Linked DNA regions of Homo sapiens: all the other regions are linked to region 1. A link is a contact called in ENCODE Hi-C or POLR2A ChIA-PET data. All regions are on one chromosome and are shown on one strand. The core of a region is the stretch at or near the end of the contact, and the rest is flanking DNA. Distances in the headings are between cores, read along the strand shown.

What was found. A loop is a pair of places that touch in the nucleus more often than their neighbours do. ChIA-PET counts read pairs that join two places held with the same protein, here RNA polymerase II (POLR2A). Pooled maps may share reads with other maps.
Region 2: a loop to region 1 is called in a pooled map, with 4 times the contacts of the local background. The contact joins two enhancer-like sites. A Hi-C loop is called at or near these places in 1 of 168 maps with a recorded cell type or tissue (GM11168) and 4 of 50 pooled maps. POLR2A ChIA-PET finds 5 or more read pairs at or near these places in 3 of 52 experiments (Panc1, activated CD8-positive, alpha-beta T cell and activated naive CD4-positive, alpha-beta T cell).
Region 3: a map of naive thymus-derived CD4-positive, alpha-beta T cell shows a loop between it and region 1 (1.8-fold over the local background). The contact joins two enhancer-like sites. A Hi-C loop is called at or near these places in 10 of 168 maps with a recorded cell type or tissue (Calu3, HepG2, K562 and 7 more) and 14 of 50 pooled maps. POLR2A ChIA-PET finds 5 or more read pairs at or near these places in 5 of 52 experiments (MCF 10A, activated CD4-positive, alpha-beta T cell, activated CD8-positive, alpha-beta T cell and 1 more).

Annotation. Positions count from the first base shown.
Region 1 is chr6:11,804,384-11,807,083 of GRCh38, reverse strand. LOC107986567 (a long non-coding RNA gene) reads left to right here. Exons shown (of 3, transcript XR_001743970.2): 3 at 1-444. Among named protein-coding and RNA genes, the nearest start is that of ADTRP, 27 kb to the right of the region's middle. Within about 2 kb of position 1,288, at least 4 of the 41 ENCODE cell types and tissues checked have a DNase peak (open chromatin) inside an H3K27ac peak, as active enhancers do.
Region 2 is chr6:11,731,017-11,733,716 of GRCh38, reverse strand. The region is part of intron 4 of ADTRP (androgen dependent TFPI regulating protein); the gene reads left to right. It overlaps LOC124901258 (a long non-coding RNA gene), which reads right to left. Exons shown (of 2, transcript XR_007059452.1): 2 at 2,470-2,700. Among named protein-coding and RNA genes, the nearest start is that of ADTRP, 46 kb to the left of the region's middle. RefSeq lists enhancers at 960-1,049, 1,330-1,629. Within about 2 kb of position 1,421, at least 17 of the 41 ENCODE cell types and tissues checked have a DNase peak (open chromatin) inside an H3K27ac peak, as active enhancers do.
Region 3 is chr6:11,713,132-11,715,831 of GRCh38, reverse strand. It overlaps ADTRP (androgen dependent TFPI regulating protein), which reads left to right. Exons shown (of 6, transcript NM_032744.4): 6 at 1,320-2,309. The coding sequence ends at 1,354. Among named protein-coding and RNA genes, the nearest start is that of ADTRP, 64 kb to the left of the region's middle. RefSeq lists an enhancer at 1,307-1,456. Within about 2 kb of position 1,376, at least 4 of the 41 ENCODE cell types and tissues checked have a DNase peak (open chromatin) inside an H3K27ac peak, as active enhancers do.

The sequences.
Region 1 (2,700 bases), core at 39-2,538:
CCTTTGACAGCCTTCCCAGCAGCCAACCAGCCCAGAGAGTCTCCAAACCAGAGCCACCATTCTTGCGAAGTGAGTTCCCACCCACCCGAGAGGGAGATCCTTAGCTCCTCATCATCGCCAGTCATGATGATGAGATACTCTGGAAGACATCCATTCTGTGGAAACCCCACAAGGTGAGGCCACGTCTAAATAGCTTACAGGTGAGTGTCCTTCCTCCCTGCCTGACCACTGGCTTGGATGGAGAGGCGGTTGCATGGCCAGGTGAGGGGGCCGCGGGGCTGTGCACTCCCACATCACATTTCTGATTTTCCAGACAGCATGTCTCAGCAGGGTGCTGATCTGGGCCTGGAAATCCCCGTCCAGAGTGTTGATCTCTGTCTTGAGCTCTTTGCATTTCCCTTGTTAGGAGATTAGGGCTGTCCGACAAGTTCGTCGGAGGTTATTGCAGGCGTCTGAGGTGCCAGTGTGGGAGGGTGAACAGTTGCCGAGAGGGTGAGGGGCTTTGAAGTGGGTGGGCAGGAAGGTGGATTTGTGAAGTTTCTCAGAACTGCAACTTGGTTTTCTGAAAATTTATCCTGTGCGCCAATAAATTGTTGCCAGATGTCTGCTCCAATACAGTTCTAGCGTGAGATCACATGAAGACATTTAATGCCATTAACTGCTTTGGTCAGAAATGAGGAAGGGGTGCTGGGGAGGCTTCCTGCCCACTAGGTAAATTGGGATCCAAGAGCAGAAAGCCTTTTTTTTCTTCCATTCCTAGTTTTCTATAGCTTAAACACATATAGGACATTTTATTTCATTTTGCTCTCAAACATTACCCAACTCACCGTGGCGATTTATTAACAAACTCCTAAGGTAGACAGTGATTCCTGGACCCTTAGGCCCTGACAATGACAAAAGGGGCTCACAACCTGCAGAAAGAAACTGCCGAACAGGCAGGTGCCAGCAAGTTGTGTTTTCCAAATCATTGGCAGGTGCTTCTCATCTCTTAACCCCTGCCAGTGGCTTGCCTGTGAACCACTCCTTCTCTAATGTAGCCTAAACTTTCCCAAGTTTCCAACCACTGAAGTCACTGGTAGATTCACCACCCAATATGGGGCTCCTGCTACTGCAGGCCACTGGTAAGATACAGATAGCATTGCAGACTCAGAGGCTGAGGGATCTCCCTCTGAAGACCTAGATAATGCAAATCCAATGAGACGCAGATGAGAGCAAGCCGGGCTTTGTCCTGCCCTGTGCTGCCTTGGTGCACACACCCACGCCTGGCTACGCCCGACTCACCTATCCAGATGAGCAGCGGCAGCCCCAGGCAGAGGTCATTTGCAATCTTCCACAGCTGTGGAACATTGAATGCCATGAAGTTTAGAAAACGCCCCTTTCTCTCTCTCACCTATTTTCCTTTAGAAGCCTAGGGGTCCAATTGTAATTGAGTTTTTTCTTTACAATCAGGGAGTTTTTTCTTTACAATCTTTACCCTGATACAGAATAAAACGAAGGGTTTTAGCACAGCCCAGCCTGCATGGTTTCCCAGCATCTCAGGTATTTACACATGTGGTGGTGCCTAGTCTTTTGGTGGCGTGATCCAGCAGGGAGTCATGGAGGAGGGGAGAGGACACCTCCCCCGCCCCCATATCCCCACACTATTGGCTGCTCCCCCTGCCACTCAGCAAAGCCTGACAACCCTCTGCTACCCTCGCCACAGCTCCTCTTCACTTGCCAGGGATGAAATCAGCCCACAGGCACCTAGTGTGAACCCAAACGTATCTGAGACAGATCTCAATCCGTTCAGAAAGTTTATTTTGCCAAGTTTAAGGATGCACCCTTGACACAGCCTCAGGAGGTCCTGACATGTTCCCAAGGTAGTCAGGGCACCCACGCCTGGTTTTATACATTTTGGGGAGACATGAAACATCAATCAATATGTGTAAGGTGTACATCGGTTTGGTCCGGAAGGGCGGGACAAGTTGAAGCAGGGGAGGGGGCTTCCAGGGCATAGGTAGCTAAAAGACAAATGGTTGCATTCTTTTGAGTCTCTGATTAGCCTTTCACTGAATACACAATTTACCTGTGAGAGGAGAAGAGAGGAATAATCACTATGCCTTAGTTTGGAAACAACAGGGCAAAGGAAGCCATCAGATATGCATTTGTCTCACTTGGGCAGAGGGATGACTTTGAGGTCCGTCTGTCCTTTGTCCACAAGGAATTTTCTTGTTAGCGAATCATGAAGCAGTTATCTCATTGTAGCTATCTTATTTAGGACGAAGTGGGAGGAAGGTCCCAGCTTGACTTCCCTTTGGCTTACTCATTGTGGGCTCCTGAGATTTATTTTCCTTTCACACTGACAAACACTGAAAACCATCCCAAGACACAAGAAAGGGGAAAATGAGTTTTCCTGGGGGTACATGGAAGCCCCAGAAGGAAGGAGACAGCAGGGCGAAGTGGCAGAGCGGTCCATGACAGTAGGTCAAGGCACTGAAAGTAAACCATCTATATCATGATTTTTTGGAATGTCCTAGCTGTTAGGTCTTCCTATTGAACCAAACTGACAAATCTCAGGGATCCTGGGCTAGAAATCCCATGGATTTGATTTAGAATGATCTCCAGAAAACTGTTCCCTGAGGACTAACAAGATTTCAACCGGCAGCAAATAATAGATTTACACTTGAGGGTATGCCCTTCACGGAATCAGGAAGCTAGAAC
Region 2 (2,700 bases), core at 172-2,671, 74 kb after region 1:
TTCACCAGCGCCAGGCACTGTGCTAAAATATGGAGGATACAGTGAAGTTCAGGAAACCTGCTACCTTTAGAGGCTGTCCGGGAAAGAGGAGCATAACAGACAGTGGGAGACAGGGTGATAGGACTGTAATAGGCATAAGCCCAGGATGCTATGGGCACACAGAGAGATGTGCAGGACTGGCTTCTTAAAGGGAAGCACTGTCTAAGCTGAGGCCCAAGGAATGAATAAGAATAGGTCAAAAGAGACATGGAAAAGACCTTCAGGCAGAAAAAACAGCATCTGCAAAGGGCTGGAGGAGCTGAGGGTATGGCTGAATTGGAGGACAGGGTAAAGCCAGGTCGTAAATCCACATTAGTGCGTTTGGACTTTTAAACCAAGTGCTTTTCTGTAGAAAAGTGTTATAATCAGAGGAATGAAATGATGTGGTTTATGTAAGAAAGCTGATTAGAAAGATGATTCTGGCTGAAGTGTGGACATTAGACTGAAGAGGAACAAGACAGGTAGACCAGTTGGTGGCATTGCTGGTAACTCAGGGGAGTTGATGTTAGCCAACTGATGATAACATCAGTCAATCCACAAATAAAATCAGAGAGTGTGAACAATGGGAGGTGACTTAGAGATGACTTAGCATTGGAAAACTAAATCTCCAGTAGGGTAGATGACATGCCCATGGTCATATGGCAGAGGTGGGGTAGAGATGCAAAGCTGGTACTTGAGCCAACTAAAACTGAGGTCTCCTCTCTCCAAATCCAGTTGTCTTTCCACTGTGTTTACATGGCCAGGTATTTGTTCAATTCCCAGTGTGTGCAAAACCATTCAGCTAAATGCTGGATGGATGGGCATGCACAAAGCTTGACCTAGCTCTGCACTTTGAAATCTTTCACGTGTTGTTCCCAGCTCTATGTGCTTGGATTAGACATTAAAGTACTGGTAATGAAGGGAGTGGAGGGAAGGGATGGAGACCTGTCACCAGCAGGAACGTGACTGGGTGAGCCCCAGTGCCCAGTGGGGAGCTGAGGTGGTTTGGGATTTCGTCCTTCATGAAAAATGCTAAGTTGGTATTTGGTCCACTAAGCCCCATTTTTGCTAGAACAAATCAAATATAGACACTTAAAGGAGGGTGTTTGATGTGATCCTGTTGATGGAAGCATCTCTATTTCTGCTCACGCCCTGGTTAGAGGAGCTCAGACTCTTTGGTGCCTGCCAACCCCACCCTTACGCAGTTTCCAGGGCCCCTGGCTCCTCACAGCCACAGATGGCCATGAAGTTCTACAAACTGCAGACACCCATGGAGACGTTTTAGGGAAGTGGCTATGGGCCCACTGTCAGATGTGCCAGTTTGGACAGTCAAATGGGGAAATGGCATAACACGAATGAGGTAAAGAGCATGGGCTCGGGCCAGAGGGAGCGTGAGAAACGAACATGAGTCAGGAAAACGGCACTGAAGCTGAGCTGGAGAAGCATTTCACCGCCGAAACCATGTTCAAATGACCTAAAAATAGTTCCTGAGACCGTGGGGACCGCCTTACATGTGGTGGTTGCTTTTAGTTATTTTTCAGATTGCAAAATTGAAGAGCTCTCCCCTAAGTGGGAAAATAAAGCTTTGCAAAATAGTAATGACTGCAAAGCTTTCATTTCCTTTGGAAAGCATTAGTCACCTTTAAATATGGTAGCTCACTTATTTCTCCCTTCTCTCCTACCCCAAAACACCTCACCTAGTTCTCCCTGAGGCAGTGGTGAGGAGCAAAAAAATAGAAATGTTCCTTCTGCTGGTTTTTATTCTTTCTTTTATTGAATAAATATTTTCCCTAACACATGGTTGGTCCTGCCCAGAAAAGCAATGTTATATCAGGCCAAGCTTCAGCCTGCAGGGGGTTTATCCTTAATAAGTGGAGATGACCCATGCATACAAATTATAAGTGCAGAAGATGGAAAGTGGTAAAACCTCATAAAAAAAACACAAGGAGCCACAGAAAAGGAAGAGTTTGCATCCAGCTGAGCGGTGTGGGAAGGGCACTGTGGAAGGCATGCATTGGATCTGAGCCCTGAAGGACCGGCAGGATTGGAGCTAGAAAAAATGAGAGAAGGTAAACAAAAGGAGCACAGTCCCAAGGCCAGGAGAGTGCAGAAAGCGTGAGAGCAAGGGTCAGTAATTCTCTTTGCTGGACCTGTTTGTGAAAGAGACTAATGAGAAATATCCCTGGAACTACCCACTCATGAAGGCTTGCAGATGGCAGACTAGAGGATGTTGGACATAGTATAGAAAATGGGAGCATTTGTTGTTGCTGTTGTTTGTTTGTTTGTTTGGAGTGGAAGCAAGGGTGAGCAGTATTTGTAACTTGGCCAGCAAATTATGCTTTAAAATGTCATTCTTGACAATAGTGCTTCAAATAAGTTGGAGTGACAAGAGATGGGAAACAAAATAAAATATAAACCAATATAAAAATAAAAACTAGCCAGCACATTATGTACTTTGATCACAATGTCTTAGTTTTTATGTATGGTTATTTCACAGTTCCAGTGATATCCCCAAGCACCCTTCTGCCTTGGAGGTCTTGGTCCAGTTTTCCAAGGAGTTCCAATAATCTGCTGAGTGCTCACACATGCCCCTGTCGTGCACTGCACAACCCATGCTGCACACTGTTCTGAGCATTGTTCTTACACACAGATAGCAAAACTGTAATCCCCACTGGGTCCAAC
Region 3 (2,700 bases), core at 127-2,626, 91 kb after region 1:
AAAAAAAAAAAAAAAAAAAAAAAAAGCTGGGCATGGTGGTGTGCACCTCTAGTGCCAACTAGTCAGGAGACTGAGGTTGGAGGACTTCAGCCCAGGAGCTCAAGGCCGCAGTGAGCTGAGATTGTGCCACCGTATTCCAGCCTGGGCAAAGACCTTGTCTCAAAAAAAAAAAAAAAAAAAAAAGGGAAAAACAGAAGAGAAAGAAGTAGACACACCAATGAAAACAACGTGAAATCCATAAAGCTTGATAAACAATAAGCCTCGGCTGAAGTGACTGGGGTAGTCTAGATTGATGAGGAGCAGACGAAGAAGACAGAGTTTTGATCTTGAAAATTTTGCATGAGATGAATACAAGGATAGCCATGAGGACTGCATGATCAAGAGGTGGCCATCCTAGGAAATCAGTGTAATTAAGGGGCCACAAACAGGACTTCAAGTCACCAGTCATGATAGCCTCTAAGAAGTGGAGTTCCAGCAGAATGGAATGAGTATAAGATATCTAGTGTTTACTGTTAAGGATAGAATTGATGAAGGTGGCAGGGTTTGAAGGGTGAATCATGGAATTAGGAGCATGGATTTGCTGCAGGAATACCAAGCCAGAACTACCAGGGCTGTAAGTTCTGGAATGGAGGAGAAGTTTTTAAAGTAGCATTGACAGTATTTGGCAACAAGCACAAAGGATAATGAGCTAATGAAATTTCACAAATTGCAGAGCTTACACAAAGATTTATGATCATTAAATATGGAGTACCAACTTGTTGGCTGAATAGAAGTCATTCTACAAATCTAATGCTATAATTTCAGTAGAATAATGCCCCTCTAATGAGCTTACTCAAACCTAATCCATATGCCAGTACTTTTCCACCAGGCTGATGAATTCATTTGCTAAGAGGTCACAGAATGACCCCAATTAGTTGAACATCCACCCTTCTATTTCCTCTCTAATTTGATGTGGTCTCTTCATCTCCATCTGCAAAGTCTCAAAGTTTGCTGATGGATTGTGTGTAGCCTGCAGACACTCACTCAGAGTCACAGCAATATGCTTCCTCTTAGCTATGCAGAGTACCTGAAGGCAAACAGCATCGTGGGTGCCTGGCTAACTGTGAACCCAGCACTGAGGGAGGACGGCAGAGTTGTTCTCTGCCCCTGTCATCGTGGCAGCTGTTTTTTCATAACTCCTTAAACTGCATCTTGTCACCTTGGGAAAAGTGTGTTCAACTTTCCACTGCCCCAAGTCAGAGTGAATCTCTACCCACAACAAAAATACCCATTAGGGAAAGCCTGAAGCCTGAGGTCTGTCTCTGTTCTTGTTTGTACAGGTGACATGAGGCAGCCACGGAAGAAGAGGAAGTAATTGCACACCATTTTCCAAGAACCAAGAAAGAAGAAAACACAAGAGATTTTTCTCATCTTTTTTTTTTTTTTCTGGTGGAGGGAGGTGGTGGAGGAACATAGCAAAGTAGGAGGGACAGAGAGTGATACTTAAATTTAATAAGAGGTTCGTGAAGGTAGCTTAACTTGAGAACTCTTGGTTTTTTGAAAGGTTGACTGCACATGCCAAAAACAACTCCTGCTATCTCAGAATTAATTATCTTTGACCTTCGTGGAGGATGGTCTCTGGTTAAAATCTGGCCAAAGAAACTCACATAAACTTGGTGTTAGAGAACATCTAGAGAGAGAGAGAGGAACTTAGAGTCATTTAAACTCTTCAGTTTACAGAGAAGGATGCTGAGGACCTAGATGAGAAGTTACCTGCAAAAGGCAAAAGGGTTACTTAGTGTCAGAACCAAGGCAATGACTTCTCTCTCCCAGATCTCCTAGCTACTGGTCCTGGGCCATTTTTTTTTTTTTAAATAATCCCAACTTTCTTTAAAAGACAAGCATTTCAGTAAGCTAGTTATTTTCATGGGTTGCTCATCCATTTTTTTCAGTGATCTAAAAATGTAGGGAGATGGCTACTACTGAAGTTGTCTGTCTACTTGGGATAATAGCAAATTAATTGAAGACAATGGGAAAGTAAGTTATAAAAAATACTGGGAAATCTGTTTCTCTTCTGAGCAAGCATTCAGGGCAGGTATAAACATCAAACATAGTGACATTGTCAAAACCTCTTCCATTTGAACATTGATTAATTCATCAAATAAATGGTATAGTAATAAATTTTGCTTGCAGAAGAATCTGGATGGGAAGTGATAGAATTATAAGGGCTGTTGAGATTGCTTTGCTACAAAGCACTTTTCTGAATTAGTGTGTGGTTTAACAAAGCTGATTTCCAGATGCTTAACAAGGATTCATGATCCCTGCTGTGATTTTCCTAGTGTTATTTTCCTGGCCTTTATTTGTGGGCACATTTTTTAAAGAACACAAATGGCAAATGGCTATTGGTGGGTAGACATATTTGAGTCTACTAGTATGTCACTAGGCTCATATGGGTTGGGGTGTGGACACTGAAGGAAATTGGACTTGGACTTCCCAACCTAACATTATGTAGGAGAAATCTGGTAAAAATGAGCAAGAGTGGTCTTGAAGGGTTACAGAAGAGGACAGAATATCTCAGGTGGGAAGGCAGCCTAAGGGAAGACCAGGGCAGGCACCAAGAAACCTGCTTAATTCCCACTTCTTTTTCTACTGTTCTGTTAATATGGGCCTCAAGTCTTTTCCAGTTGGAGCTGGGAATACCACCTCTTTCCCCACATCTAC